Linked DNA regions of Homo sapiens: all the other regions are linked to region 3. Evidence: chromatin loops called from intact Hi-C (ENCODE). Cell type or tissue: heart right ventricle. All regions are shown on one strand. Each heading gives the region's core, and the rest is flanking DNA. Links, peaks and the distances in the headings are about the cores only. Region 1 has its middle 80 kb from the start of SMAD2. Region 2 overlaps SMAD2 (SMAD family member 2). Region 3 overlaps SMAD2 (SMAD family member 2).

What was found. Hi-C counts contacts between places; a loop is a spot of excess contacts. Peaks named below come from ENCODE experiments on the same cell type or tissue, not always from the same donor. Only the 100,000 strongest peaks of a DNase experiment are listed, where the experiment ranks them.
Region 1: a loop joins it to region 3, with 2.4 times the contacts of the local background. A loop is called at or near these places in 9 of 110 quality-filtered maps.
Region 2: a loop joins it to region 3, with 9 times the contacts of the local background. A loop is called at or near these places in 24 of 110 quality-filtered maps.

The regions. Positions count from the first base shown.
Region 1 is chr18:48,005,636-48,015,432 of GRCh38, forward strand. No RefSeq gene overlaps it. Among named protein-coding and RNA genes, the nearest start is that of SMAD2, 80 kb to the left of the region's middle. RefSeq lists an enhancer at 2,007-2,920 and silencers at 2,596-2,705, 2,716-2,765. In heart right ventricle, for the core only: CTCF peaks have their summits at 2,674 (motif pointing right) and 2,873; DNase peaks (open chromatin) are centred at 2,387 and 2,726; H3K4me3 peaks cover 1,284 bases; H3K27ac peaks cover 413 bases.
Region 2 is chr18:47,911,861-47,922,517 of GRCh38, forward strand. All of the region lies in intron 1 of SMAD2 (SMAD family member 2), which reads right to left. Among named protein-coding and RNA genes, the nearest start is that of SMAD2, 13 kb to the right of the region's middle. RefSeq lists an enhancer at 6,504-7,116. In heart right ventricle, for the core only: no CTCF peak of the experiment used is centred there; no DNase peak of the experiment used is centred there.
Region 3 is chr18:47,857,295-47,867,951 of GRCh38, forward strand. SMAD2 (SMAD family member 2) reads right to left here. Exons shown (of 11, transcript NM_005901.6): 6 at 7,765-7,839. Among named protein-coding and RNA genes, the nearest start is that of SMAD2, 68 kb to the right of the region's middle. In heart right ventricle, for the core only: a CTCF peak has its summit at 7,761; no DNase peak of the experiment used is centred there; H3K27ac peaks cover 1,361 bases.

The sequences.
Region 1 (9,797 bases), core at 1-5,000, 140 kb after region 3:
CGCTCTGTCGCCCAGGCTGGAGTGCAGTGGCGGGATCTCGGCTCACTGCAAGCTCCGCCTCCCGGGTTCACGCCATTCTCCTGCCTCAGCCTCCCAAGTAGCTGGGACTACAGGCGCCCGCCACTACGCCCGGCTAATTTTTTGTATTTTTGGTAGAGGTGGGGTTTCACCGTGTTAGCCAGGATGGTCTCGATCTCCTGACCTCATGATCTGCCTGCCTCGGTCTCCCAAAGTGCTGGGATTACAGGCGTGAACCACTGCGCCCAGCCATGTACCACATTTTCTTTATCCAATTCACTGTTGATGGGCACCTAGATTGATTCCATGTCTTTGCTCTTGTGAATAGTGCTGTGGTAAACGTGAGTGCATGCATCTTTTTGGTAGAATGATTTATTTTATTTGGATATATACCCAGTAAGGGGATTGTTGAGTAGAATGGTAGTTCTAAGTTCTTTGAAAAATCTCTAAATGGCTTTTTTTTTTTTTTTTTTTTTGAGACGGAGTCTTGCTCTGTCGCCCAGGCTGGAGTGCAGTGGCATGATCTCGGCTCACTGCAACCTCCACCTCCCTGGTTCAAGCAATTCCCCTGCCTCAGCCTCCCAAGTAGCTGGGACTACAGGCGTGCACCACCACGCCCAGCTCTTTTTTTTTTTTTTTGTATTTTTAGTAGAGACAGGGTTTCACCACGTTGGCCAGGCTGGTCACGAACTCCTGACCTCAGGCAATCCGTCCACCTCTGCCTCCCAAAGTGCTGGGATTACAGGCATGAGCCACTGTGCCTGGCCCAAATTGCTTTTTACAGTGGCTGGACTAATTTATATTCCCACTAACAATATATAAGTGTAGGGAGATGACTTCTTAACCAAAGACCTGATGTCTAGGAGTTTGCAGCAATAATGCAAATGACAACAACTGTATTTAATCAACTGTTAATACCACCCTGCTGGTGCTTTCTCCAAAGCTTTCAAGTTGCAGCCTCAGCAGATAATGAGGTATGGGTCGTAATTTTAAGAAAACCACCACCAGATGAAGAAGCTTGTGTCTGAGGTTAGAAGTGGAAACAGGGATAGCAGGCAGGATTGAGGGAAACTGCCCCGGGCTTAGGATGAGACCAGAGACAGGTTGGCTGCTGTGCGGGAGGGAAGCCACTCGGCTGGATAGGATGATGTAAAGTGCTCCCACAGCGTCTTGTCCACAGGGGGTGCACCACCAGCATCCTCCTTGGAAATGCTGGCCACAGGTGCCCTGTGTAGAAGCACAAGTGAGTTGGTGAAGAGCGGATCCCCACCACCAAGGACTGTGTGGAAGGAATGAGTCCACATCCCTGACTGATTTGGCCGACTCCGTGTGTTCCCTGGGCTGAAGTGAGTGTCCTGCTGGACTCTACAAGGCCACCCTCAGCGTGTCAGTTTCTGGGAAAAAGGTGGGTAATCCTAGGAGACTCTCTGGACGTCTCCTTCTTGGGACTGGCCTTGGGAGGCGGAAGGGGACCTGCTGTGGCCCACTGGGAAGTGGGCTGTGGCGCAAAGATAAATGGGCCCATGGAGCTGACCAGACAGGCAGTGTCTGCAAATGCAGAGGGTCTAGATCAGGGGTGTCCAGTCTTTTGGCTTCCCTGGGTCCCAATGGAAGAAGAATTGTCTTAGGCCACATATAAGATACACTAAGACTAACGATAGCTGAGTAACTTTTTAAATATCACAAAAAAACACATTCGTACTGTTTGAAGAAATTTTACGAATTTGTGTTGGGCCGCATTCAAAGCCATCCTGGGCCTCACGCGGCCAGAGGCCGCGGGTTGGACAAGCTTGGTCTGGATTCAGGAGGGTCTGCCTCTGTTTCCCCCCATCATTCTTGACCCCCGTTGAGGTGTTAGTGGATGCTCCGGCCGGGTTTCAGCCAAACACCTGGGTTCAGGCTGAGGTCCATGCTCAGCTTCGGGCCAGGGCACTGGAGCAGGAGTGGCACTGAGGGCCTGTCCTCACCAGGGTCTCCTTCCTTTGCCACCTTAGGCAGCTCTGGGATGTTTTATAGGGGAAAGTGGCATCTCCTCCCCTGCCCATGAGGAGGGTGGTGCTGAGTAAAGGTAGCCTCTGCGGGCAGGAGATGGCAGGGACCATGGGACCCAGCAGAGTGAGGGGTGCTGAGGGGTCTCAGAGCAGAGAGACTCCCTTGTTCTGACCCTCTCCAGCTGACTGCAGGTCCGCGAGCCTGGGGGCCCGGACGCTCCTCCATGTGCTTTTCTGCCCCACTACTAACTTCAGTCCACATCACAGCCTCCGAGAGTGGGGCTTCTGGGGCCATCCCCTCTGTGCTCTCCGCAAGCACCATTCTGCGGGACTTTGTAGAGTGACCCGAAGCTTCCGCTCCCTAGCCCTGTGCTCTTCCCCTCTCCAGTCCATCTCGGCCGGGAGTCGGGTCTCTGCCAGCCCAGCGCTCGGAATGGAGCTTTGTGGGGCTGGGGAAGCAACCTTTGCCAATGGGAAGGGGGTGTCACAGCGCCTCATTCCCTCCCAGCTTGCGCTCCTCGGAATAATCTCCAACAGCGTGCCTAGAAGCACAGCTGCTTTTGTTTCGGGCGTCGGTGCTTCCCAGAATCCCGGTGCCCGGACCCAGCCGCCGAACCGACCCCGCCCCGCCGCGGGCTTTGTTCCCTGCGCTGCGCACTGCGAGCGGCGGCCACGCGGGGGCGCTGGGCCGGGGGCGGGGGCCAGGGCTGGGGGTGGGGCGCGCCCCCGGGCCACCTCCCCCGCCCCTCCCGGCTCCTCCCCGCTCCTCCTCCCATGCCCCGGCCCCCGCCTCGCAGCTGGGCTCGGACTCAGGCTTAGCCGCAGTCTGTGAGCCTCCTCCCCGCACCTGGCCGGCCAGGCCAGCCCAGCCTACTTGTCTCGCTGCGCCCGGCTGCTGCCTCCGCTCCAGGGGTCGGCGCCGGGACCTCCTCCTCCGCCGCCGGCCCGCCCGCGTCTACACCGCACACCCGTGGCGCGCCCTCCAGGGGCGGTTTTTCTCCCGGGGTCCTAAGTCTCACTCTACCTGCTTCACGCTTAGTGGTCCTGTAGAAATACAGACGCGTCGTAGGCACTTAGTAAATGTCTGTTGAATGACTGTGTGTAAGCACTCGTCCGTTCTTTACCACACCTCATTTTTAAAGTTAATGGACGTTATTTTTTTCAAGCAATTTTAGATTCACAATAAAATTGAGCCAAAAGTACAAAAAGTTTCATTTCCCCCCTGTACCCACCCCCGAACAACCTCCCCCACTCTCGACCTCCAGACCAGGGCATGCATTGGTTGCCATTGTGAACCTACACTGCCACATCAGGGTCACCCAAAGTCCACAGTTTTCTTTAGGGTTCACCCTTGGTGCTGTACACTCCATGGGTATGACATGTGTAAGGCCATGTCATTCCGGTATCACACAGCATTTTCACTGCTCCAGAAATTCAACCCTCCGTCTTTCCAACTCCTGGCAACTCCTGCTCTTTTTACTGTCTCCATAGTTTTATGGAATCATGCTAATTTTCACAACCATCCAAGAGGTAGGAACTCTTCCCCTTTTGCCCTTGAAGACACTGAGGCTCAGGGATGTTGCCAGGGCCCTGTCAGCTTCCTGATAGGAAAGCCACTAAATTCCAATCGGCTACCAGTTTTCCTGCAACCCTGGCCTGGGATACTCTCCTGAACAATGAAGCCAGTAATGGCATGACCACAGCGCTGTCCCACCCTGGCCAGCAAACAGGCTCCCTCAGGGGACTCCACTCCTCTACCTGGACACTTCTGCAGGCGGGAAGTGGGTAAGGAGTGACAGGTGTGGACTGCCTTGCTTGGCTTCTGGGAGGAGCCATTTGTGCCTGCTGCCAGGCCTGCTGAAACATTACTAGGCTGGGCGGAAGTACAGATGGAAGCCCTGGTCGGTGGTCTGCCCCTTCCTTTCCCTAGCCCAGGCTCTGACTTCGCCGTAAGGATCTTGCAGAGCAGGCATGGACACCCAGCCTGCAGCCCAAGCTCCATCCCCACCCGAGAGCCAAACACCCCCCAGGCTAATCCTCAGGCCCGGTAGTGTGTACACTGGTGAGAGCAGACAGCTGCGGGAAGAGGACCTGCAGAGGCCCTAAAGTGGGCCCCTGACGGGAGGCAGAGCTCAGATAATAATTTTCGTCCATGTGGGCCCCAGGACCTTTGGGCAGGGCCCTGGGTACCTGAAGCATGATCCGAAAGGGAGGGCATGAGCTCCAGGTGGGCATGTCCCTTGACTTTGTGCTAGGGTTACCAGATTTAGTAAATTAAAACAGGAGTCCCCAACCCCTGGGCGTGGACCTATTCTGGTCCATGGCCTGTTAGGAAGTGGGCTGCATAGCAGGAGGTGAACAGCAGGTGGATGAGGATTACTATCTGAGCTCTGCCTCCTGTCAGATCATCAGGCATTAGAGTTTCATAGGAGCGAGAACCCTATTGTGAACTGTGCATGCGAGGGATCTAGGTTTCCTGCTCCTTATGAGGATCTAACTAATGCTTGATGATCTGAGGTGGAACAGTTTCATCCTGAAACCAAACCTGTGCCCTGTCTGTGGAAAAATTGTCTTCCGTGAAACTGGCCCATGGTGCCAAAAAAAGTTGGGGACCGCTGAATTAAAACACAGGACACCCATTTAAATTTGAATTTTAGATAATTGCATTAGTCTGTTTTCACATTGCTGATAAGACATACCCAAGACAGGGGAATTTCCAAAAGAAAGAGGTTTAATGGACTTACATCTCCACATGGCTGGGGAAGCCTCACAATCATGGCAGAAGGCAAGGAGGAGCAAGTTATGTCTTACATGGATGGCAGCAGACAACGAGACAGAGTTTGTACAGGGGAACTCTTCTTTTTAAAACCACCAGATCTGGTGACACTTATTGGCTCTCACAAGAACAGCACGCAAAATCCTGCCCCCATAATTCAATTACCTCCAGCCAGGCCCCTCCCACAACATGTGGGAATTCAAGATGAGATTTGGGTGGGGACACAGCCAAACCATATCAATAATCAACAAATAATATTTTAATAGTAGTATGTCCCAAATGTATACTTATACCCCCCAAATTATTTGTTTATCTGAAATTCAAATTTAATTGGGCATCCTGTATTTTATCTGCCAACCCTGCCTTGTGGACTCCTGACCCGTGGGGAGAGAGACAGCAGGAGGAGGACCCGAGTGGAGTCCTCAAAAGTATGGGGCTTGGGCAGGGGCCTCAGTCCTCTGTGCTGAGGCTGTCCTGGCTGCATGTTTCAATATCCTGAAATTGCAGCAAGGTTCTGGCTTCTAGGGGTCCTGGGAACAAGGTCCTTGTCAGGAGCTGGCTCCGCTCAGTAGGAGACCAGGGTGGTTTGACAATAAACTTTGCCATTGAAGCTTCTGGAATGCAGGTGTGTTGGGTGAAGGCTGGGGAGGCAACAGATAGTGTGAGGAGGTGGGGAGGTAGGATGGGGACAGGAAAGTAAGCTTGCAGCTGCTGCCTCCATCTTGGTCCTTCCAAGGTTAAAGAAGGTCAGGGGTATGGGGAGAGGTTTTGGGGAGAGATGGGGGGACAGGAGGGACACAGCGGCAAATCCCTGCACTGCCAGGGTGAAAGTGCACTGTGGTTGTGCAGCCTGCTTTCCTGGCTGAAATGTTCCTTTCACGTCACCATAGTTAGCATTGCAGACCAGGTCATGAAGGAAGCCAGGCAGGATCTGATGGAAGCCGGGCAGATGGCCTATTGAGGCACAGAGGGTAGGTTTCTTGCAGGTTTGGTGTTGGTGCCCATTGCCCCGAGCTTGGGCCCATGCAGATCAGTGGGGTCACTCAGGGCAGTGAGGGAAGCTCTCACTGGAAGGGGAAGAGCTGGCTCAGGGAGGAGGTGGTGGATGTGGTGGAAAGGCCAAGGTGAATGTTTGGGAATGACTTCTGGAAATCTTTTGTGGAGGACTCACTGAACTGCTTTAGAATTGGAGTCCCAGTCTATCCTAGTGGCTTTTAAAGGAGCTACCTGGAAGAGAGAAGCCACTGTCCTCAGGGCAATGTTCTGGGCAGGTGGGAGTTCTTGTACACACTCCCAGATGGGCCTGGACCACACCCTCCATGTATCTAAGCCTCAGCTTCTGCACCTGGTGAATGGAGATAATTTGGGGGGTTTATTCTGAGAATCAAATGAAATCATGCATAAAAGCAACTTGCAAGGGGAAAGTGTACTTAGAAAGTACAAGATAGCATTGATTGTTAACTCAGTGTGTATGGAGCTCTTCTTTGGGGCCAGACCCTGTGTCAGTCTGCAGGGAATTGGAATGATCCCATGGAGCCCAGGTCTGGTAGGGAAGACAGGCTTGTGACCAGGTCACATAGGTGTAGGCAGGGGGCCCCAAGGGGATCGGAGGAAGGGAGTTGTCCCTATTCCTTGGGAGGTCAGGAAGGGGTTACCCAGGAAGTGTTGCTGGATGGAGCCCTCAAATGTGGGGCGATGTCGGCAGATGGAGCAGAGTGGGAAGGGAATTTCAGTCTGGCAGGCAGGAGGGGAGGCCAGGGGCCAATAAGAGCCTGGGCGGGGGCTGCCAGGCAAGAGCAGATGTCTCACTGAAATGCTTTGGCCCCCAGGAGATTGAACTGTTTCCTGTAGGCAGGGAGGAAGCACGCAGGTGACAGCATCTGGGTGACAGTTTGAAAATATCACTCTGGTTTCCATTGAAGTCAAGGTTTACAGACGCAAGGTGGGGAAGAGGCTGGGAATCTAGAGGGGGAATGTTTCTGCTATGGTCCAGGTTAGCTAACAAGGGTGTGATTGGGGCAGGAGCATGGGTATGGAGAGAAGGAGACTTCCTATAATGTTAGAATTGGAATCTGCGGGGCTCAGTACCCACCTTACTAAACCCCTCTCAGGATCCTGGGCCCTCTGAGCCCCTTCCTCCCTGAGCTCATTCCTGACAGCCCTATTCTGTGGGAGTCTTCTCTCCTCTGAACACTGATAACCTCTGCTTCCCACACCACTGACTTTAGAGTCTAGTGGCATACTTTTGTTTATTTATTTTTAATTGTTTCCAAGTCCCAGTTGTTTTCTTGAATGTCACAGAAACGTTGGTGAAATTATTTTCTAGGAAAGAGCTAGCTTATTTACTTGTTTCTCTCCCTATCTTCCACCCTCTAGCCCTTTCCCTCCCTCCCTCCCTCCCTCCCTCCCTTCCTCCCTTCCTTCCTTCCCTCCTTCCTTCCCTCCTTCCCTCCTTCCTTCCCTCCTTCCTTCCCTCCTTCCTTCCTTCCCTCCTTCCTTCCTTCCTTCCATTCTTTCTTCCCCTCTTATACTTATCACCATTTATGCATCTATTTTGCCATTGCACTGTTTCCAGTTTTTGGCGATTATGAATAATGCTGCTTATAAATATTTCTATAATTGTATTTTGATGATCATATGGATATATTTCTCTTGGGCATATAGCTAGGAGTAGAATTGTGGGGTCACAAGGTTCACATATGTTTGACATCAGTTGGTACTGACAAACAGTTTTCCAAAGTGATTGTATTGATTTATGTTCTCGTCAACAGTCTGTGAAAGTTGCAATTGCTCCATACTGTTTTGAACACTTAGTATTGTCAGCTTTAAAATTTTTAGCTATTCTGGTGTTGGCGTAGTGTCATTTCATTGTGGTTTTCATTTGTGTTACTCTGATGACTGAAATAGTTGACCACTTTTTCCTGTTTATTGGCCATCTTGGTATTCTCTTTTGTGTGGTGCCTGTTCAAGACTCTCATTCAGTTTCCTAATGGGATTAGGAATGTTATTTTAACGTTCTGGATACAAGCCCTTTGTCTCTTTTGGGTGTAGTAAACATCTTCTGCTCCGTGGCCTTCTCTTTTACTTCTCTTTCTTCTCTTCTGCTCCATGACATCACTTTCTTAATGATGTCTTTTGATCAACAGAAGTTTCTCATTTTAATACAGTTCAGTTAATCTATCTTTTCCTCCATGGTTGAAGCATTTACCGGAAAGTTTTAAAAACCTTTCCCTACACCAAGGCCATGAAAGTATTCTCTTGTAGGAGCTTTATTGTTTTGTCTTTCACATTTAAATCTACAATTCACTTGGAATTGGTTTTTATGTGTGGTGTGAGATAGGGTCAAGTTTCACATTTTTTTCACATGGGTATCCAATTTACCCAACTCCAGATACTGAAAAGACAATGTTTTTCCCACTCTGTTACGCATCTTTTATTATCAATCAACTGTACCTATATGTCTGTTTCTAGATTTTCTATTCTGTTCTCCTGGTCTATTTGTCTATCTGTGCACCAATAATACAATGACTTAACTATTGTAGCTTGGTAAATTTTGATATCTGATAGAAAAACTCCTCCTAAATTTGCCCATACTGTACCTTATCACACTGTAATACAATTCCCTGTTTACTGGTGTGAAAGATGAGCGTCAACATTTACTTGCCAAGACTTACTTAACAGATTTACTTACAAAACTTTACAGATTTTCTGTAACTGATCTTATTTTACTTTAAAGCCCTTCATGTCTACTGTAAGTCTATTGCTGTCTTTGGGTTTTTGTTGTTGTTGTTGTTATTCCATTTTCTTCATTAGTAGTTTGTTAATTATGCATTATTCAACTATTTTGATTGGTTTTCTTAGAGATAAAAGCATGCATCCACAAGTCTAATATAAATTGGTACTTTCACCATGCCCAGGATCTTAGAACACTTTAATTCCATTTATTCTTCTGTTTTTGTGTATCGTGGCATATTTTAATTTATATTTTAAAACACATTAAAAAGTGTTATTGCATTATTTCATATTGCCAACATTCATTTAGATTTACTTACATATATAATTTTTCTGGGTTTCTTTACTTTTTCCTGCATGTCTGTGATTCTATCTGGGATCATTTTCATCTCCCTTTAGCATTTCCTAATTTGGTTCTACTGGTGACAGATTATCTCTGATTTTTGGTGTCTACATGATGAATTAATCTCAGATTCATTTTTGAAAGATATTTTACTGAGTACAGAATTCTAAATTGGTTGTTATATTCTTACAGCATTGTGAAAATACTAGTCTGTTGACCTTTGGCTGCTTTATTTCTGTGGAGAAGTCAGCTGTCTGTCTTATGGTTGCTTCTTTTAAGACATGTCTTTTTTCTCTAGATGTTTTTAGGATTTGTCTTTTTGGTTTTCAGCAGTTTTGGTCTGATATGCCTAGGGGTGTGTGCGTGTGTGTGTGTGTGTGTGTGTGTGTGTATTCTTTTGGGGTACCCAGAGCTTCTTAATCTATAATTTGATTTCTTTAATTAGTTTTGGACAATTCCCAATGTTTATCCCTTAAAATTTACTTCTGTCCTATTCTCTTTCTCTTCTCCTTCTGGGACACCAGTTATATGTATAATACCTTTTCATCACATATTTTTTGTTTCTTCTGCTCTTTTCTTCATTTTCTATCCTTTTGATTCTGTCCTTCAGTTGGAAATTTTCTTCCATCTTCCAGTTCACTAATCCTGTCTTCAACTGAATGTAATTTGTTTATAAACACAGCCATCAAATTCTTAATTTCATATACTGTGGTTTTAGTTACAAATTTAACATTTAGTTTTTTTAATATACTTTCTGGTTTCTGCCAGAATTCTTTATCTTATTATTTAACTCCATGAATTTATCTATTATGGTTATTTTAAAATCTGTTTCCAGTAATTTTCAAATTTGGATATTCTGTGAACTTCTTTTCTTTTTTAAATTTTTATTATTTTTAAAACAAATTTTACTGTGTATATTTGAGGTTTGCAACATGAT
Region 2 (10,657 bases), core at 3,334-8,333, 53 kb after region 3:
CATCTACCAACTAATAACCTGGGACTATCAGGCAGCAAAAAGTGTACTTGGCTACCTTTGGCCCCTGTTGGATTCCTACTCTGTGCCACAAAGTATGCTCTAGAGGAGCCAACTACAGACACCGTAGTATCATGTGACACAGTCTTATCCTAGCACAGAGAACAGGATTCAACCTTTGGAAGGGAAAGGTGACACTAAAGTTGACACCAGAGCACAAGTATTGAGAGAGATAGTACAGCAGGCAGAAAGTTCAGCATGTTTTCTAAAGACAGGAAACGTTTTAGGAGAGACGAAAAATTTAGGTTATCACTAAAATACGGTGCACAGGAAGCACTGTGGCAGAAGATGAGGGGAAAATAAGGCCAGTGCAGATTAAAGAGCTGAAGACAGAAATTACTGCTAATGATAGGAGTATTACTTCATTTATTCCAGTGACAATTTGCATTTTGAATGACCTACTGGACGTGCAGTTTAGGGAAAAGGATTGAAACACAACTAATGTGACCGACTACCTAATGTAACTGAGTGGCATGTAATGGTACATTCATCACTATTAGGAATGAGGAAAGAGAAGCAACCCTGAAGGCTAAAGGGTCAGTTTTATACATGCCTTTATGTAAGTAACTATGTTCATCACATGGCCAGGAGGCAGCATAAAATATAGTAGACTCAGGGGAGCTAGCAGTCAGTGTACAAGTAAGAGTGTGTGCCAGAGCTAGGCAGAGACAACTGGTGTCTTGAAGAAAAGCAGAGCAGCCAATCTCTAGGCTTGGTTTCTGAGGACTGTCCAGGCCTGTTCCAGCTCCACAATTATATCCTCAGAACAAAACCTCTTTTTGAGTTAGCATGAGTAATCTCTCTGTTCCTTGTGAAAAACTGATAGAAAAAGCAAAATAAAAGAATCTCCCTACAAGTATCTGTATCTTTGGTTCAATTATTCCATTCATAAGAATTTAGCCTAAAAAAAGAATAAAAAATGAAACTTCTGTATAAACAGCAAAAAAAAAAAAAAAAAAAAAAGGGATTTCCAGCATTAGGAGGAATGAGAGTAAACAGTTTCTGTAACACTTTTTTTTTTTGAGGAGTTTCACTCTTGTTGCCCAGGTTGGAGTGCAATGGCGTGACCTCAGCTCACTGCAACCTCCACCTCCCAGGTTCAAGCAGTTCTCCTGCCTCAGCCTCCGGAGTAGCTGGGATTACAGGCACGCGTCAACACGCTCGGCTAATTTTTTGTGTTTTTAGTAGAGATGGGGTTTCACCATATTGGCCAGGCTGGTCTCAAACTCCTGACCTCAGATGATCCATCCGCCTCGGCCTCCCAAAGCACAGGGATTACAGGCATGAGCCACAGCGCCCAGCCTGTTACACTTTCGTTAGGAGAAATGTTTCTTATGAGTTAAGCTGTATTCCTGGGGATCTAAAAGTTTTCTATAAAACCTTTACAATATTGTTTCTTCACTGAAATGAAACTAACTTAAGTTTAGGCCTATTCTGGGTCATCTGAATGGCCACATGACCTGGTATTGCCACATGATTTCAGTGTCCCATGTCTTACAAGAGGAGTTAAAACCATTTTGGAACTAAGTGAACACTTAAAGTTGCCAGCCTTACCTTTGCATGTCTCAGTAACCATGGTTGGCTGACATCTGTCTAATATCTCCGGAGAATTTTTAAATTATGTAATAAAATAACATTTGTTGTAAGTAATGCTGATAATACATCTTCAATTAGTTAAGCTTTTATTTTAAAAACTGAAGCATTTTTAGCCAATATTTTTGAAGTGTAAATAGACTGAATGTAGGCTGACAAGGAACAGATAACAATGTGTTCCAGGTTAAAAACAAATGAAATACAAAAAAGAAAACTAGATTTATAATCAAGTTGCTATCAAAACGTGAATGAGTCATTTACAGAATATACAGATTTCCTTCAATGGTGTGGCAGCAAGTTCTCTACTGAAATAAATTTTCAACATCTGCAAGAATTGAAATCTAAGTTCAGACACTATTTCTAATTCCAGCAATAAGTGATACTTACATAATGCAGATTTCAAAAGAACACAAAGACTATCTTTACAGCTGAATAAGTCAGCTTACCAAATGATACCTTAGTAAAATTAGGATTCTACGATTACTCACCGGAAAGTTTCAATAAGGTAAGAGGTCTAATTATCCTGAACTTGTAGTAAAGCCTTCAAGTTATTAACTCTATATTATAGTTTGACAAATAGCATTCTCTGCACATTTAATTAAACAACAGTGCATACTCTTTCCAGAGTCCTCAACTATGTGGTCCTTTTCTTACTGTTTTTATTCTGACATAAACCCTATCACTGAGTATGTATTACAAAAAAATCTCCAAATCCTTAGAATGACTTTTCATTTTATGTTGTCTTTTGGAACACACAAAGCTGTATTTTAATTAAAAATCTTTTATGCCACAACCTTGCTTTTCAAAGAAATCTTGCTGTGCCTCTAAATATAGTAGGAAACATTTATTGAGTGCTTAAGCCTAAGAGTCCAGTAAGCAAGAATTCCGAATCCTAAGAACCAACTGGGGTTAGGTACTATTATTTACAAATGAAGAATGTGAGGCACAAATAAATACCCTGACGTAATACAGAGAATCCCCTCTAGATATTCTTATGGATGCTTTAGTTTACTTTTCATATTAAGTTTCTAAAAGAAAGATCAGAAATTTGGTTTTAAGAGGTGAGACAGTGATCTAACCATCTCTCATAAGGACAGCCTGTGTATTAAAGCTTACCTTTTGCTAAGTCATAATGCCACTTCTGTCGCATAACAAATTCCTACTAAAGGTCTGATCACACGCATTCTGTTATTTGTTCACACTTAACATCAATGTAAGAAAATATTAATTACTACTGCTTTCTAGTTAGTCTTGATATTTGTCAGGGTGACCCCCCTTCCTTATTTTTCAGATGTGTAGTATTGCTGGTTACTTTAAGTTTAGCATGTTCTACAAAAATCCTATAGGATTTTGATTGGAAGTGCAATGAATTTATATTAGTTTATGGAGAACATATTTATGATATCAAGTACTCCGACTATGCAAATGAGTATTTCCATTTATTTATTATCTATTGATAAGTTGCATATTTTCTCCATAAAAAATCTTACATCTTGTCAAATTTACTTATTTCTCCAGGTATCTTGGTTTTTATTGTAAATGGGGACTTTAATTACACAAAAATATTACACTCAACACTCATGTACTTTCCATCTAGCTGTCATATCTTAGCATTTTGCAGTACTTGATCAGACATAAGAAATAAGATACGAATACAGCTAAAGCCCCCTATGTATTCCTCTTTGATAACATTTCCCTCCCTCTTGCTTCTCAGAGATTATCACTATCCTGATGTTCCCCCATGGTCATTTAACAGTTTTGCTACATATTGTATCCATACAATACAGTTCTGTACATTTTATAAATTTATATGAAAGTGTGATACTGTTCAGTCCATGCTGATACATACATAATCCTAAATCCTAGTTCATTCATTTTAGCTGTCACATGGCATTCCATTTTATGACTAGCACAGTTCACTGTCCATTCACTCTGGATGACTAGTTAGGTTTCCAATTTTCCTCTCTCACAACCTGCTATGAATAGGCTGGTATATATCATTTTATACCATGTAAAAGCTCTTCTAGGGCAGAAAATTTCAAACTTTCAAACTTTTTAACCAAAAAAAGTCCCACAGTGAAAAGTACATTTTACATGCAACCTAGTATATACACACACACTTTGCTAAAAAAGACATTTCACCATATGCTGCACTCTACAATTTCTCTAAACTGAGGGTCGCGAACCGTGAGTGGGCATGAAATCAATAATTCTAACAAATGTTTACACTAATGTAACCACAATCCCCAAAAAAACAACATTTCCAGCACCTCAGATGTCTCCCTTACGTTCCTTTTCAGTCAATCCACCTTCCCCCGTCAGGCAACTACTGACTTCTATTACTATTAATTTTACCTGTTCCAGAAATTCATATAGATGGAATTATACCGTATGTACTCTTCTGTGTTTTTTAACACCCTTTTGAAAGTTCTCTTGTATTCATTTCCTAAGAATTTTTGTCATGAACAAGTACTAAATGTTATCATATGCTTTCCCGTTGTCCATCAAAATTATCATATGGCCTTTCTCCTTTAATGTGTTAACATGATGAATTTCATTTACGAGTTTTCTAATGCTTAATCATCCCTACATTCCTGAGACAAACCCTAATTAGTCATGGTATTTTTGTTTTGAGTAAATACTAACATTTTACAAACTACAATTTTTATTGCCATGTTCTTTGGTGAGAATGCAGCCTATATCCCCTTCTCACACTATCTGGTTGGGGTATCAAGATTATAGTAGCCTTGCAAAATAATTTTTCTGTAACATTTTGTATAAGATTAGAGTTAATCCCTCACGTTTGGTTGCACTTGCCCATACGGGGTCTTCATTTGTAGTCTGGTGTTTTGCTTGAGGACTTAAAATTTTACATTGGTACAGGTATATTTATTTATTTATTTTGTTTTGTTTTGTTTTGTTTTGAGACAGAGTCTCACTCTGTCGCCCAGGCTGGAGTGCAGTGGCACGATCTTGTCTCACTGCAACCTCTGTCTCCTGGGCTCTGCCTCAGCCACCTGATTAGCTGGGATTACAGGCGACTGCAACCATGCTTGGCTAATTTTTGTATTTTTGATAGAGATAGGGCTTCACCATGTTGGCCAGGCTGGTCTCAAACTGCTGACTTCAAGTGATCGCCCACCTTGGCCTCCCAAAGTGGTAGCCACCATGCCCCGCCTGGTATAGGTATATTTCTAAACATGACTAAGTTTTTAAATCATAATCTAGTGAAGTTTCTAATTCTTATTAAGCCAACTTGGTAATTTGTTTTGCTAGAAATTGTCCACTTTACCTGTTTCCAAATTTAAAGAAATAAAACTGTTCACAGTATTCTTGCAGTTTTAAAATCTCAGTTTGTCTGCAGTTATACCATCCCTTCATTTCCAATACATTTGTACATTCTTTTTCTCCTCTATCAGTCTTGGCACTCTTTTCAACTTAGTTACATGCACTAAATCAAAGACACTATTTTTGTTGTTGTCGTTGTTGAGACAGAGTCTCGCTGACACTATTTTTGTTGTCGTTGTTGAGACGGAGTCTCGCTCTGTCGCCCAGCCTGGAGTGCAGTGGTATGATCTCGGCTCACTGCAACCTCTGCCTCCTGGGTTCAAGCGATTCCCCTTACAGAATGTATCTTCTGTAATTGTTGGGTGCTTGCTAATTGTACTCTTCCAATCCTTCATAACCTTGTAGTTTTTTAAATCTACCCTTTCATAAATTACTGAGAGGTATATTAAAATTTTCTACTACGATTATAGATTTGATTTATACCTGTAATTCTTCCAATTTTACCTTATAAATTACACCTAGTATATCTTTTCCATTCCTTTGCTTTTAAACTATGTCATCATACTTTTAGGAGTATCTCCACTTGTAAAATACAGTTGGTTGGATTTTTTAAATTTTTGTTCTCCTTTAGCCAGCAAGTTTAATCTGAGATTACATATTGGGTTTATGGAGATATTTCAGCTTATTTTCTACCATCTTATTTTGTGTTTTCTAATACCTATGCATTTTTCTTTTCTTTTTTCTTCTTCCCTGCCTTATACTGGAGTGATCAATTTCTCTTTATTTCCACCCCTCATCCCCACTGACTTGGAGTTATACGTTATTCTATTTCAATTCTTTTGGAGAGTTATTGGTAAAAAAATTTTTAATGGAAAACTTTAACTCATCATTGCATTGTAGATGAAAACAGCCTATTGAAAACCATAAAGAATTTTTTTTTTAAGATATGGGTTCTCCCTATGTTGTCTAGGCTTGAACTCCTGGACTCAACCAATCCTCCTGCCTCAGCCTCCCAAAGTGCTAGGATTACAGGCATGAGCCACCACGCCTAACCAAGGGAATTTTTAAAAACCAGAAACCTCATGAGGATAGGGAGAAGAGGTAAGGAGAAAACAGAAGCAAAATTTTAATGGCTGGAAAATGGGTGAGCAGTAATTGAACAGATCAGAAACTACTAACTCTAGGCTAGCTGTAGGAAAAGCTGAAAACCATTGATTAACACAGAAACCTCAAAAAGTTAAGGAACCAACAGCAAGTCACGGCAGGAACTGAGGGCCAGGCAGGGGAAGGAATAATAGGTAGCACTTGTTAAGAGCTTTGTAGAAAGGAATTCAGTTCTTAGATTTCCGCCCCTACTGTCTCTGGATAACTAATCCTCTGCCTCAACGTTTACTTTCTGCAAAGGGGAAAACAAAATCCCTGGACTAGGAGATGGCCTGGGTATAAGTAGGAAGAAAAGAGGGTGTGAATGAACATGAGCACGCTGTGTTAAATGTCGACTCCCAAACCCCTTCCTCCACTGGGTTTTGGCTCCCAAATACTAGCAGCCAGACCTCCGCCCAGTTATTCAGATCAAAAGACTTCACTAGGGTACCTGACCGACCCAGGAGGAAAGGCATATAGATGCTAATATTGGGAGTTTACCAACAAACAGCCTGCCTGCTCAGATCCCTCTCCAGTGAAACTGAAAGGAGACAAGTTTCACCCACATGTTGAGTTTTTGATCAGCTTTTTAGATCCCCACTTCTTAAGAATTACTTTATCTGAGGAAAAACGTCAAACAAAACCAGAAAAATTCAGCTTCAGGAAAAGACTATACAGAGAAAGAAAACATTTTTAAAACATCAACATGGCCAGAGAAATAAGACTGAGCAACCCTGAAGAAAGAGCAGCATGCTCTCAAAGGCAGCATTCAGAGAACTTAACAGCTCTTGCATAGCTTGACAGCAGAAACGGGGGAAAAAAATCAATAGAAGTGCTAGAAGATAAAGTAGAAGAAATCTTCCAGAAAGTAGAAAAGAAAGATGGGAAACAGTAGAGAAAATGAAAAAAATTGGAAGACTGGTTCCAGAGGTCCAATGTCCCAACAACAGTTCCAAACAGAGATGCAGAGTAGGGGAGTCAAATAGATAAATTAAGAAAAAGCCCCTGAACTGAAAGATGGGAGTTTCTAGATGGAAAGGGCCCATCAAGACCCCAGTAAAACAGATGAAAACAAACCTACATGAAGGCCCATGGTAGCAAAACCAGAATGCCAAAGACAAAGAAAGGGCTTAAAGTTTCCAAGGAGGAAAAAAAATAGGTTATATAGAAAACAATCAAAATGGCTTTGGTTTTGTCAACAGTATACTGTAAACAAAGTCAAGAGAGCAATGGCTTCGTAATTCTGGGCTTCATAATTTTTCAAAAAAAAATTTCCAACCTAGACTTATGTTAGCCAGAACAAAGGCATTTTCAGACATGCAACATCTCCAAGTATTTACCGCCCCACCCCCAACACACTCTCCAGGAAGGTCCTGAAGAATATGTCTCATCAAAAGGAGATACTAGTAAAACAAAAAGGAATACGATCTACACTCGAACCCAGGAGTGCAAGGCTGCAGTGAGCCATGATCACCCTACTACACTCCAACTAGACAACAGAGTGTGACCTTGTCTCAAAAAAAAAAATACACACACACACACACACACACACACACACACACACACACACACACACACAAAGAATAGGAGATCTAACAAAGAAGAAAAAATGAAGGCAATCCCTAATATGCTAGTGAGGGGGAAATCTCAGAATGACTGCGGCGTACTAGGTGTAGAGGCAACCAGTGCAAATCGGAGCAAGCTAAAAAAGACGAAGCCAAAACAACGGCAGCCTTCTCTCCAAAGTGAACACTGTAGAAGTCAATGGAAGCATAACCTTCACTGATTAGAGCCAAATGATAAATGGATGGGGGTGACTGATGGGGCCATAAAGAACAGCTTTGTACCACTCTTTACCAATATCTCAGCAGATTTCTGATTCCAAAGATTACAACGCAAAAGAAAAAAATTTTGCCTAAGTGGAATTCTTATGTTAGTACATGTTTATATATGTATGGATTTCTTTAGACCAGTGCTATCCAACAGAAACAGGATGCAAACCACATATTGTTAAATTTTCTATCAGCCACATTAAAAAAGTAAAAATTGGTGTGCTTTAGTCAGTTCAGGACGGTATAACAAAGTACTACAGACTAGGTGGCTTATAAACAACAGAAATTTATTTCTCACAGTTCCGGAGGCTGCAAGTCCGAGATCAGGGTACCAGCATGGTTAGGTTCCAAGTAAGGCCCTCTTCTGGGTTGCAGACTGCCGCTTTTTTCAGGTATCTACACATGGAGGACAGAATGCTAACAACGGTCTCTTTTATAAAGGCACTAATCCCATTCATGAGGGCTCTACCCTCCTGACCTCAATATCTCCCAAAGATCCCATTTCCTGATGCCATCACAGCGGGAATTACAAGATGAAATCATAATTTAATAATTTTATTAATCTAACCCAATATATCCAAAATACTATTTCAATTCGCAATCCGTATTAAAAACCATTGAAATATTTAACATTCTGTTTTTGTACTGTTAGAAAATTGGTGTGTATTTTATGCTTGTGGTCCATCTCAATTTCAAGAGCTCAATAGCCACATGGTGGCTAGTGGCTATCATACTGGACAGAGCAACTCTAGAAGGATAAACGAAAAGCTAGTAACAGTGGTTACATTTCTGGAAAGCACAACTGGGCAGCAGGAGGTAGGAGATGTAAAGGAGGCTTACTTTTTTCAGTATTTGCTATTTTGTTCTCCTTGACTTTTATACCATGTGCATGTGTTATTCGAAAAAATGAATAAAGTACATTCTCTAAAATAAATTACAAATGTAGATATTCTTTGAACTACTCCTAGAAATCTATCTTACAGACATACCTGCAAAGGAGCAAAATGCTATATAAACGAAGTTATTTGTTGTAGCATTGTTTTTAATACCACAAGACTGGAAACATTCAACAGAGGACTGATGATATATTCAGACACCCGGCCAGGCACAGTGGCTTACGCCTGTAATCCCAAAACTTTGAGGGGCCGTGGCAGGCAAATCGCTTGAGCCCAGGAGTTCAAGACAAATCTAGGCAACATGGCGAAACCCCACCTCTACAAAAAATTTTAAAAATTAGCTGGATATGGTAGGCATGCGCCTGCAGTCCCAACTACTCAGGTAGCTGAGGTGGGAGATTAACTTGACCCCTGGCAGTCAAGGTTGCAGTGAGCTGTGATCACACCACTGCACTCCAGCCTGGGTGACAGAGTGAGACACTGTCTCAAAAAAAAATTTACAGACACCCATACAAAAGAATATTATACAACCCACTACTCCAAAAAAGAAGAAAGGCATTCATTACATACTGACACAAAATAAGATGTACTATTAAGTGACATATGTGACCACTTGTACTAAAAGGTAATATACACACAAAATTGTTCATAGATGCATAAAATCTCTGGAACACCACACAAAAACCTAGTAAAGCTACTTGCCTTTGAAAAGGCAACTGTATGGCAAAGAACAGACCAGTAAAGAGACTCTTCACTGGGTATCCCTGAATTTTGGATTGCAGTCATGGATTATGTATACAAAAATTCACTATTCCACATGCAGCTGTAGATGTTTTCATGTACCCTGCCTTGCCTTGCTGTGATATTAAAGTCCATCTAAAGCCTACTGTTTTTCCAGTTCCTCCATAGAGAGGTCTGAGGCTTCTTTCTCCAAGAAGCCCCAGATGTTTCAATGATACCAGAACACTTTTCATTTTTTAATTTTTTTAAGCACACAGTTCCCACAGTTCTGTCTCCTTTCATTGAATGGCATTATAACCTCAGCCCCAACTACTGAATCTTATCTCTAGTAAATCCCCCAAGGCCACACTTCCCTTAAAGTTGACTGATTTTTCTAAGTTTCTAGTACCTGGGCACTTTCTCTCTCAAGATCAACTGTATACATAAGAGAAAACTTTTATATTTTATCCAACATTTTCATCTGTTTACAGTAAGAAGAATGGGCCTAACTTGTGTCTGTGTCATTTTAAGAAATTTAGATAAAGACAGTATAAACAATAACAGCAAACACTGAAGAAAGTATGATCACTGAGAAAAGACTGCTAAACTTGACAGTTCATCCGGAAGGCCAGTAGGAAGGGAAATGTGAAAAAGAATGGTTAAAAAATATGTTTGCAAAGTTGAAGTCAAGAACAGATAGTGATTAAATGTAGAAAGCAAAAGTAGATTGCACTTTTAAAAGGTATGGAGGGAAGAGAAATTTCAAATCTTCAAACTGCAGGAAAATACAAAATATTCCCCAAATACCTATGTGAATTTTTATTTAGAAAGAAAACCAAAGTTAATTATTTCAACAAAAATACTTTAAATATGATGGTGCTGCCTCATCTAGAACATCTAAGGTCCCACTAGAAATAATATAAAATCACTGTGCAGTCAATCCTCCTTATCTGTGGGTTCCAAATACATGGATTAAACCAACCATGGATAAAAAATATTCAGGAAAAAACTGTGACTGTACTGAACATGTACAGACTTTTTTCTCATCATTTCTAAAACAATATAGAATAACAACTATTTACATTGTATTAGATATTAAGTAATCTAGAGAGGATTTAAAGAATAACA
Region 3 (10,657 bases), core at 5,344-10,343:
TTATGAAATATATAATGCATGAATGATCATTTTTTCATTTCTTGTTTTAAAAAACTTAATCCCCAGTGCGATAGCATCTTAGGTTTTACATATTTCCAATTTTTCTATGAGAGCATAATTCTGTTCATAATGAGAAAAAAGGCTGCTTTTGTTTTTATTAGAAACTCCTACAGAGTTCCCCTTATAGTTAGTATGTAGAAGATTGGGGAAAACCTTTGCTTCTGAAATAGCAGTAAGAAAACAGTGGATAAACAAAGAAAAATTCTATTTTTCTTTAAAGTTATCACACAGATATAGATCCAAATAAGTCCATAGGAACTAATTTACAGAGAGGGATGAGCTCCTCCCCAGTTAACAGAGAGTGGTAATCACTTTCACTACTGACAGCATCTGCCAAGTCAGGACACAGACAAAGGACTGAGCTTGCCAAAGGAGAAGCCAACTAAAATTTCAATGGCCATGCACAGACGACAGGAATCGAAGAAGCTGCAAGCACAGAGCTCCTCTTCACCAGTCAGTTTTAATACATGTCTTTAGCTGAGTACATGTTAGCATAGGAAGTCCTGGGCAAGGCTGGAAAGAAATAAGAATATGCAGTCTTGCCATATTTGTATCTGAAAGTTCTGATAAGGTAGGGAACTGACCCTCCCTGAAACCTGAGTGATGTGACATTAAAGCACCAAATTATCACCTTTCCAACTCAAATCCTAAGGGCAGGGAAAGGATCAGCTCCTCAACTTGGCAAATAGAGAAAAGAGTTGGTCTTTCCAAAGAAAGTGTTATCTATTTTAATCTCTAATATTATTATATATACAACACCCACTATCCAATTAAAAAACAAGAGATATTCAAAGATGGAGGGGGAAAAAAATGACCCCATAATCAAGAGATAAAACAGTCAACAAAAGCAGGCCATGTTACATATTAACTGGACACAAATTATCGAAGACTTTAAAATGGAAATTATATAGCTAAAAAATAAAGGATCTGAAATGAAAAATTCATTTAATTGGATTAAGAGCAGACTCAAAGTCAGGGTCACATACATATTATCACTTGATTTTCAACAAAGGAGCCAATGTAAATCAATGGAGAAAGGAATGTCTCTGCAAAATGGTGCTAAAACAACTGAAAGAAATGTCTGTAGTAAAGGAATAAAAAGCAGCAAAAAGGAGCCAAACTGGTAAATATGTAGGTGAATATAAAATACTTCTTTTTATCCCTTCTAATTTCCTTTAAAAATCAACTTGATATCAAAAGCAAAAAATAACACTGAACTTTGGGGTTTATATATTTTTATTAAGTAAAATACATGTCAATAATAGTACAAACAACAGAAGTAGATGAATGAAACTAGAGTGGTGTAAAGTTCTTAAATTTTACATGACGTTGTAAAATATTACAACTTAAATAAACTTCTAGGTATAACATAAGTACAATGTAATCACGAGAATGCCAACTGAGAAAATAATACTAAGTGTTACTGGTAAAAGGCCAAGAGAGTAAACAGAATGAAACAAAAATTATTTGATTAGTCTAAAAGGCAGGAAAACAAACAGATAAAAACCAGAGAGAACAAATAGACAAACAATTGCAAAATGGTAGCCTAAAGCCAGTATCAATAATCCCTCTAAATATAAGCGGACTAAATTTTCCAACTAAAAGACAAAAATTGTTAGATTAAATAAAACCAAAAATATGCTGTCCACAAGAAACACACCATAAATATAAAGATTCGGATAGACTGAAACAATTAAAAATATATCATGTAACCAGAGGTAAGAAAGAAGATATGGTGATGTTAATATGAAATGCATTTTATAATTAGGGCAAATTAATTTGGAAGATGTATAATTCCAAATGTGTATCATCTAATAACAGAGGTTAAAGACACACGAAGCAAAAACTGACAGGACTAAAGGCACAAACAGATGACTCTAAAATCAGAGCTGAAAATTTTAACACTTATCATAACTGACAAAATAAGGAGATTTTAAAAAATCATAAAGAATTAAGAAGATGTAAACACTATCAACCACCCTGACCTAAATGACATTTGGAACACTATAGTATATACATTCTTTCCAACTATATATGGAACTCTTATCAAGATAAGTTACAAGTTATAGCATAAAATAATTTTCATAAATTTCCAAGGACTAAAGTCACACACACTATATGCTGGACTGTTAACAGAATTAAATTAGAAATTGATGAAGTATCTAGAAAATCCTCACACTCCTAAGAAAAACCCAAACTTCTAAATAACTCATGAATCAAGAAGAATTAGAAAATAAGTGATAATTTAAAAACAACATAAAATTTGTAATATAGAGCTAACATAAAGCTTAGAGGGAAATTTATAGCTTTAAATGTGTACATTATAAACAAATCAATGATCTAAATGTACACCACAGGAGGCTAGAAAAGACCAGATTAAATGAAAAGTAAGCAGACAAAAAGATGAATACAAACAAAACAGAAAAGAGACAAAGACAACAAAGACTACTGATTAATCCATTACAAGACATTCTAATAAAAAATTAAAAAGTCAAATTACTAACATTATAAATTTTAAAATGGATCTCACATATATGAAAGGAATAACAAATATCAGAAATAACTTTATATCAATACATTCTCCAGCCTTGGCAACCTGGTGAAATCCTATCTCTAAATAAAACACAAAAATTAGCCAGGTGCAGTAGCATGTACCTGTGGTCCCAGCTTCTCGAGAGGCTAAAGTGGGGAAGATTGCCTGAGCCTGGGAGGTTGAGGCTGCCGTGAGCCAACCAGGCCACTGCACTCCAGCCTGGGCAACGAAGTGAGATCCTGTCTCAATTAATCAATCCTATGACTTAAATGAAATGAACACATTTCTAACAAAATCCAAGTTTATCAAACACATACACAAAATTAAAAATGTAAATAATTCTCAATTTAAAAAACCTTTTCCTACAAGAGATGGTTTCTCTGGAAAAATCAAACTTTGTTTTGAATACAAGGTCTCGCTGTTGCCCAGGCTGGAGTGCAGCGGCGCAAACATGGCTCAATGCAACCTCCACCTCCTGGGCTCAAGTGACCCTCCCACCTTAGCCTCTTAAGTAGCTGGGACCACAGGTGAATGCCACTACCCCTGGCTAATTTAAAAAAAAAAAAATTTTTTTTTGTAGAGACGGGGTCTTGCTTTGTTGCCTAGGTTGGTCTTGACCTCCTGTGCTCAAGCAATTCTCCAGCATTGGCCTCCTAAAATGCTAGGATTACAGGCAAGAACTACCATGCCCAGCCCTATCAAAAATTTAAGAAAGAAATAATGCCAACCTTAAAGAAACTCTTCGAGAAAACAGGAGAAAGCCCTTTCCAACACATTTTATGATATTAAAACTAATAAACACATTACAAGGGAAAAAACCCTACAGACCAATCTCTCATAAACATAGATGGAAAAATTCTCAAAAATAAAACAATTCAAATCCATGAAACTATATGATCCTCTTTATAAACGCAGAAAAAAAATTTGACAAAATTCAACAGCCATTTATAAAACACAATTAGAACATTAAGAACAAAAAGGAAAAAGAACTTCCTCAATCAGATACAATCTCCAAAATATCCACAATTAACATCATACTTAAAGGGGGAATTGTGAAATGTGTTCTTCCTATAATCAGAACAATGCAAAAATGTCCATTCTTATAGCTTCAACAGTTTATTGTAGGTCTTAGTTAGGACAGAAAAAGAAAAAAGCATGAAGACTGGGGAAAAAAAGAAAAACTGTCAGCCGGGCACAGTGGCTCACGGCTGTAATCCCAGCACTTTGGGAGGCCGAGGCGGGTGGATCACCTGAGGTTGGGAGTTCGAGACCAGCCTGACCAACGTGGAGAAACTCCGTCTCTACTAAAATACGAAAAATAAGCTGGGCGTGGTAGTGCATGCCTGTAAACCCAGCTACTCAGGAGGTTCAGGTTACAGTGAGCTGAGATCATGCCATTGCACTCTAGCCTGGGCAACAAGAGTGAAACTCCTTCTCAAAAAACAATCAAACAAAAAAAAACTGTCCTTATCAACAGATGACATGGCTGTGTATGCAGAAAACCTCAAGAATCTACAGAATTCTAGAACCAAAAAGTCAATTTAACAAGAATGCAGGAGAAAAGAATATACAAAAATCAAGTATTTCCCATATCCTAGGAACAACTGGAAAATAAAATGTAAAAACAAAAACGTATAACAGCACTAAAAGTATAAAATACTAAAAAATTTATCTAATGAAAGACATGCTATACATCTACATCAAAAACTGTTTAACACATGGCAGAGAAAAGGCATTGTTATAAGACTATTATCCTGAAGTTGTCAAACCTGACCCCTCATTTTTGACAAAAATCTTACTTTCCTATTTTATAGAGCTGATCCTAAACCACAAAAATCAAGTGCTTCTGTGTCTGGATCTCAATTCTTCACTTTCCTTCACATCTTTGTGCAATCCACTATCTTCCTTTTTCTTAATGGTTAACTCCTCTTAACATTTTAACTACCTTCATACAGTGCTTATTACAGGTTAGAACACATAGATGCCTTATAAATATCAGTCCTATTAATACTCTATGAGTTAAATGCTATTATTGTCCCTATTTTACAGATTTAAAAACTAGGTTACCTAGCTAGCATATGTAAGAGGAACATTTCAAACTCAGATAGTCTAGCTCAGAGTCTCACTATGCTATTTTGATTATATGCATTTAGTTAAGAGGAGTAAGTCTTGTAAGTGGAGTGTATGGGAAAACTGTCTAGGAGTACAAAAAACTAGTAGTTTACAAGAAGAAAAAATTAAAATGTATTTTCTATTTATTTAATCTCATCCTTCAATTTCTAATTTTTGTATATATTTTTAAATGTACTTGAAGTACCTGTATATAACTTACAAATAATTAAGTGTACATATTAGTAGGATACTCTCAAAATCTTAATACTCACTGTATTAGCTTCCTAGGGCTTGCTCTAACAAAATACCACAAACTGGGTGGCTTAAAACAACAGAAATTTATTTTTTCAGAGCTTTGAAGGACCTAAGTCCCAAGACAAGGTGTCAGCAAAGCCATGCTCTCTCAAAGGCTCAAGGGGAGAATCTGTTCCATGCCTTTCTCTTAAGCTTTTGGGTTTCCCAACAATCCTAGGAATTGCTCAGCTTGCAGGTGCTAACTCCAGTTACCTGCCTCCATCTTCATATAGCACATTCCTCCCTATCTTATAAAGACACCAGTCATATAGAATTAGGGCCCATCGTACTTCAGTATGACTTCATCTTAAACAACTACATTTACAAAGATGCTACTCCCAAACAAGGCCACATTCTGAGGTATTGGAGGTTAGCACCTCATTTTATCTTCTGGGACACAGGCAGATTAAAAAACCCTTTAAGTCTCTTTGTGTATCTTGGACCAAGCACAGTGTATGTAGAAGATACAAAACTGAATTGTGAGTTATGAAATCCACATCTTATGATCTATTATATTCTATTTCTCTATATACCTGTTTGAACAAATATGTTCATAAAAATCATGACTTGAAAAGGGACTGATTATACAATACTACAAAGGTTAATCGAACTTATAAATTTCTTACGATGTCCAGCCTGATCTCTAATATCCACTATAAAGGAAGAATAAAGTCTTGACCAGCAAAATCTAAATCAAAAAAAAAAAGAAAAAAGTAACAAGTGCTTGTTCGTACACTTACTTATTATGCCTAATTTATCCTCTGGTTGCCCTTTTAAAAAATTTCAATTCATTATTTTTAACAGCAGGTTATGAAAGATGAATTTAATTATGTCCTTCCTTCTGGAAGGTATGAACCAGAGTTAGAGAGGTGGCCAACTTTGTTCTAAATTGGAGCCCTGCATCAGTCAGAATTGTTTCTTGCCATGGCCCCAAGAGAGAAACTGATATTGGGTAAGAGGCTGGCAGCCAAACTAACTGTTGGCATCTCATGAATCACATATTCCCATTGCCATACAGTAATTTTTAAACCTGTCATTCAGAAAGCCAGTAACACTGCTCCACTGAAACAGAAATATTAGGTTGGGTTCAAAGTTAGCCCCAACACTGCAATTATTTTAGCTGGCTGATTCAGCTTATTCTCCACTTTTGTACTTTGATTCATTTATCATACATAACGAATACTTGTATTATTGCTCCTCCTGTGTTTCAGTTATATTGCTGAATAGGTGTCTGTGCACTAAATTAGAATCCCTGCAGCCTTTTTTTTCTGGCTTATTTCACTTAACATACTGCTTTCAAGGTCCATCCATGTTGCCACACGTCATGCTATACTGTCATTCCTTTACATGGTTGAATAATTCCATTGCAGAAACATACCTCATTTTATTCATCCATTCATCATTTGATGGACATCTGAGTTGTTTCTAACTTTGAATATTAAGAATAATGCCTGCATAAATGGTCATGTACAAGTTTTTGAGTAGACATGTTTTCAGTTCACTTGGATACATAGCTGGCCACAATATGTTAACTCTGTATTTAACTTTTTGAGGAACAGGAAACTTTTCCAAAGTGTTGAACCATTTAACATTCCTACTAGCGATATATGAGGACTCCAATTTCTCCACATCCTCACCAACATTTGTTATTGTCCTTTTTTGATTATAGCATCTAGTAGGTGTGAGGTAGTATCTCACTGTGGTTTATGACGTTCAGTATCTTTTCCCATCATTCACTTTTAAATGTCACAGTAACAGCTGTCCATCACAGGCAAAAAAGAATATTATTGCTTCAAGAAGAGTGTCATCTAATTTTAGTAAAACATATGTGGAAAGTCAAATATTATTTGCATTAAGATGTATAACACGTTATTTCCAACGTTCATTAGATTATCTACCTTTCTTAGTTATCTGGTACTCCTAAACACCCAAATGTATGATTAGCTACAGCAGAAACTTCTTTACCTGGGAGTCCAAAAAAACGGATTTAAACAAGAGAATTATTGTAACCCCTCCCTCCCCCACCAATGTTAATCCACTTAAAAATAATTTAGATTATCATAACCAAGAATGCATTAGTGTTAAGATGTGGAGAAAGACTGATGGTATAATTTGTCAGGTTGTGATATTAAGGTGTCCAACAGTTAAGATACAGACAGGTAAAATGAATCAAACTGGACAATTACAATGACATCAAAGTGATTTCACTGGTAGTTTATTAGTTCTGCTGAGTTATACATTTTATTACGTAAGACGTGATTTAAAGCTTTAATTTTTTTCTTCATCACTTTTTGGAGTTGATAGCTAAGCATAAGAAATTAATCTACTATAATTCAAAACTCACTATTAGGTTAAAAAAGCAGTGAAAAGCTGATCCCCATCCTTCACCCCCAAATTCCTCTGAAAATCTGTTATTTGAGTAATTATGGTTTTTTATCACAGAGAGATACTTAGTCATAGGGTTACTAAAATTTTCAACAGAAGCAAATACTTAAAAAGAAATAAAAGTATGTGCATGTTTTCAAATTTTCATTTACTCTAATAAAAAATAACAATTATTCTGCAGAGTAGCATACGTTATAATTTTTCAGTGACAACATGGACCTCTTTGGTAGTTCAGATATGTTAAATCAAGATAGAAGATCATCTTTTTTGGTATGCGTCTCAACTTCTCTAAATTTAAGAGTAACATCTTTTGTGAATTTCAAACAATACAAGAAATGTATATCTAATAACTGAGGAATTTTCAAAGACATTTTTTTTACCTGTGTCCATACTTTGATTCAACTGTTGGTCACTTGTTTCTCCATCTTCACTGATATATCCAGGAGGTGGCGTTTCTACAAAAGTTTAAAACAAATCAAGCACAGCTGCAACATAATCTCACTACCTTTTCTCTCAGCTACCAGAGATAACCAATGAATCACTCCAAATAACAAATAATAATGTTATATAATATTATAAAAAGTAATATTGCATACTGAGGGTGTATAATTCAGGATCTTGTCCAAATTTTGCAGTGAATCCTTAACATCCACTTTTAATAAAATCCTACTCTCTGGACATACACATTATGTACGTATCTTGCTCATTCCTATATGTACATATTCTGGGGCAAGAGCCAAAAACGTAACTTTAAAAATGCCTCAGATCTGAATCAGTAGGCTGCAAAACCATCAGTAACTACAATTTTTTGTTGTTGTTGTTTAATCTAATGAACATCGTTATTTTATGAGTACTTAGAAAATTAAAAAACACACAAGATTTTGGATTATAAAAGTATTAAATAATACAGGCTTACAACTTACACTAAGTTCTATAGGGTAAAATATGGTAGAGTATGGTTCCGGATTGGTCCAGGCTGAATTCTATCTAAAAAGTGTGTTTCTCCAAGGATTCCTAACTGGTAAAGTCTAAGTGTTTGAAGCAGAAAATTCAATTCAAATATAGACTACTGTATAAAGAGGTAAAATGCTCCCTGAAAATAACCATTAGGATTCTAATATATTATTTCCAACATGTTGTCTGAATAAAACACTTATGTTCAGAAAGGTATCTGAATAGCTGAATAAACTGCATGTAAAATAAAAACATGTATACAATTTAATCAACTGTAATTCCAGGGAGGAAAAATAAGTTCAGAAGACTTTCATCAGTTTTACATTTACACTGAACAGTTTTGAGCGATTCAAGATAACAAAGACACATATCCAAACAATTTTAAAATTATCAAAAGAACGAGGCCAGGCGCGGTGGCTTATGCCTGTAATCCCAGCACTTTGGGAGGCCGAGGCAGGCAGATCACCTGAGGTGGGGAGTTCGAGACCAGCCTGACAAACATGGAGAAACCCCATCTCTACTAAAAACACAAAATTAGCCGGGCATGGTGGTGCATCCCTATAATTCCAGTTACTAGGGAGGCTGAGGCAGGAGAATCATTTGAACCCAGGAGGTGGAGGCTGCGGTGAGCCGAGATCACACCATTGTACTCCAGCCTGGGCAACAAGAGCAAAACACCGTCTCAAAAAAAAAAAAAAAAAAAAAAAAAGAGGAAGAGAAGATACAGGTTAAGGGTCTCCTTCAATAACCTTTTACAATATCTATTCAATAAACTAACCACAAACTTTAAGTATCAAACTTTTCATTTAAGTGTCAGTACCCCCAAATTTTTAAAACAAAAATTCTAAGAATAAATTATCTTCATATACTCAAAGAACATAAAAATAAGGGTACATATTATGCATATTTTAAAAGTTAAAGCTAATAAAGTTAAACGGCGCTAAGCTTTTTGAGTTTAACCTGTATTTCAAAGATCTAATCAGAAAGAAATGCTGAACCTTAAAATACGTTATCTTACTGTGTTTATTTTTTCCATTATTGTAATAAATAATAAAGCTATTAGCATTTTTGAGAAAATGTTAAAATTTCTTTTAAGTGGAATAAAATGTGAACCCTTTGGTTTTGCTGTTGCTTGAAACCGGATAAAGCCCCACTGTCCAGAAAAGCAAATGGGTATAATCCACTTCTGATTTTCTACTTTATAAAATACTCAAATCTCAATAATTAAAGGAATAAAAAAGAAAGGAAAAATGAGCCCAAACATCTTCACAAGTGAAAGCCACTAAACATTCTGGTGAATAGCCTTCCAAATAATTACTGGATATGCGTGTTGTCCCTAAGACTGCATGTTTATACCTAAGGTTAGTATTGCTGGCTGAATAACAGTAATTCCCACACTAACGACTTAAAATGCCTCCCCTTCCCCACACCAACGTTCACACAACTCCACTCCCTTTTCTACCTAGCAATTGCCCTGTTTCATAGTCCCGGGTTTTCCCTCCTCCTAGTGTTATCATACTACATCCCACCCTCTCCCTCTCTTAACTTCAGTAAGTTTGTATTTCCTAGCAACCCATAAAGCAGCTTTAAATCCTCTTCTGGAATAAAACAGTAATCAAAGAAATATACATTAAAACAATCAAAAACCACTTCCCATTTGTAAAACCAGCTATTTAAAAAAAAAACTTATCTTTCTTAGTTATCTTTTCTTTTTTTTCTTCCTTACATTTAAAAAATTATCTTCAATGAATAAGCATTATTTCCATGATGGATACATGAAAGAAATAATTGTTTAAATGTACTAAAACTGTATTTTAAGAATTTTGTAAATGCTCTTAAGTTCCTTACATATTTTTAGTGTATAAAATAAGAGTGGAATAAAAGAATATTACAAAAGGAAGAAAGAAATCGAGACACTACAGCTTAATCCTCATCCTAACATCATGCTGTTTCTGCTAGGGAGAAAAATCAACCAAACAAAAAGGAAAACATACAAGAAAAGTAACAAAGTATTAGTTGTTCTCCAAAAAAAAAAAAAAGAAACCATAAAAAACGAAAAGGCCAGATATCATATCGTGGAGTATTACTGGATCACATAATACATCAGAACAAAATTTGAGAACCATGTAGCTGAATTCAATTTTCATCAGAAATTACTGAGATGCAGACGAAACATAATTAAAGGAGGTTTTCTGACGTTCGTGTTATAATATGTAAGTGTTGCTATGTCTATAGAACTAAGTATTATATTTCTTATAGAAATGTTATATTTCTGTTAAATATTACCAAGTTATCTAAGAAAAAGTGATCATTGGGTGG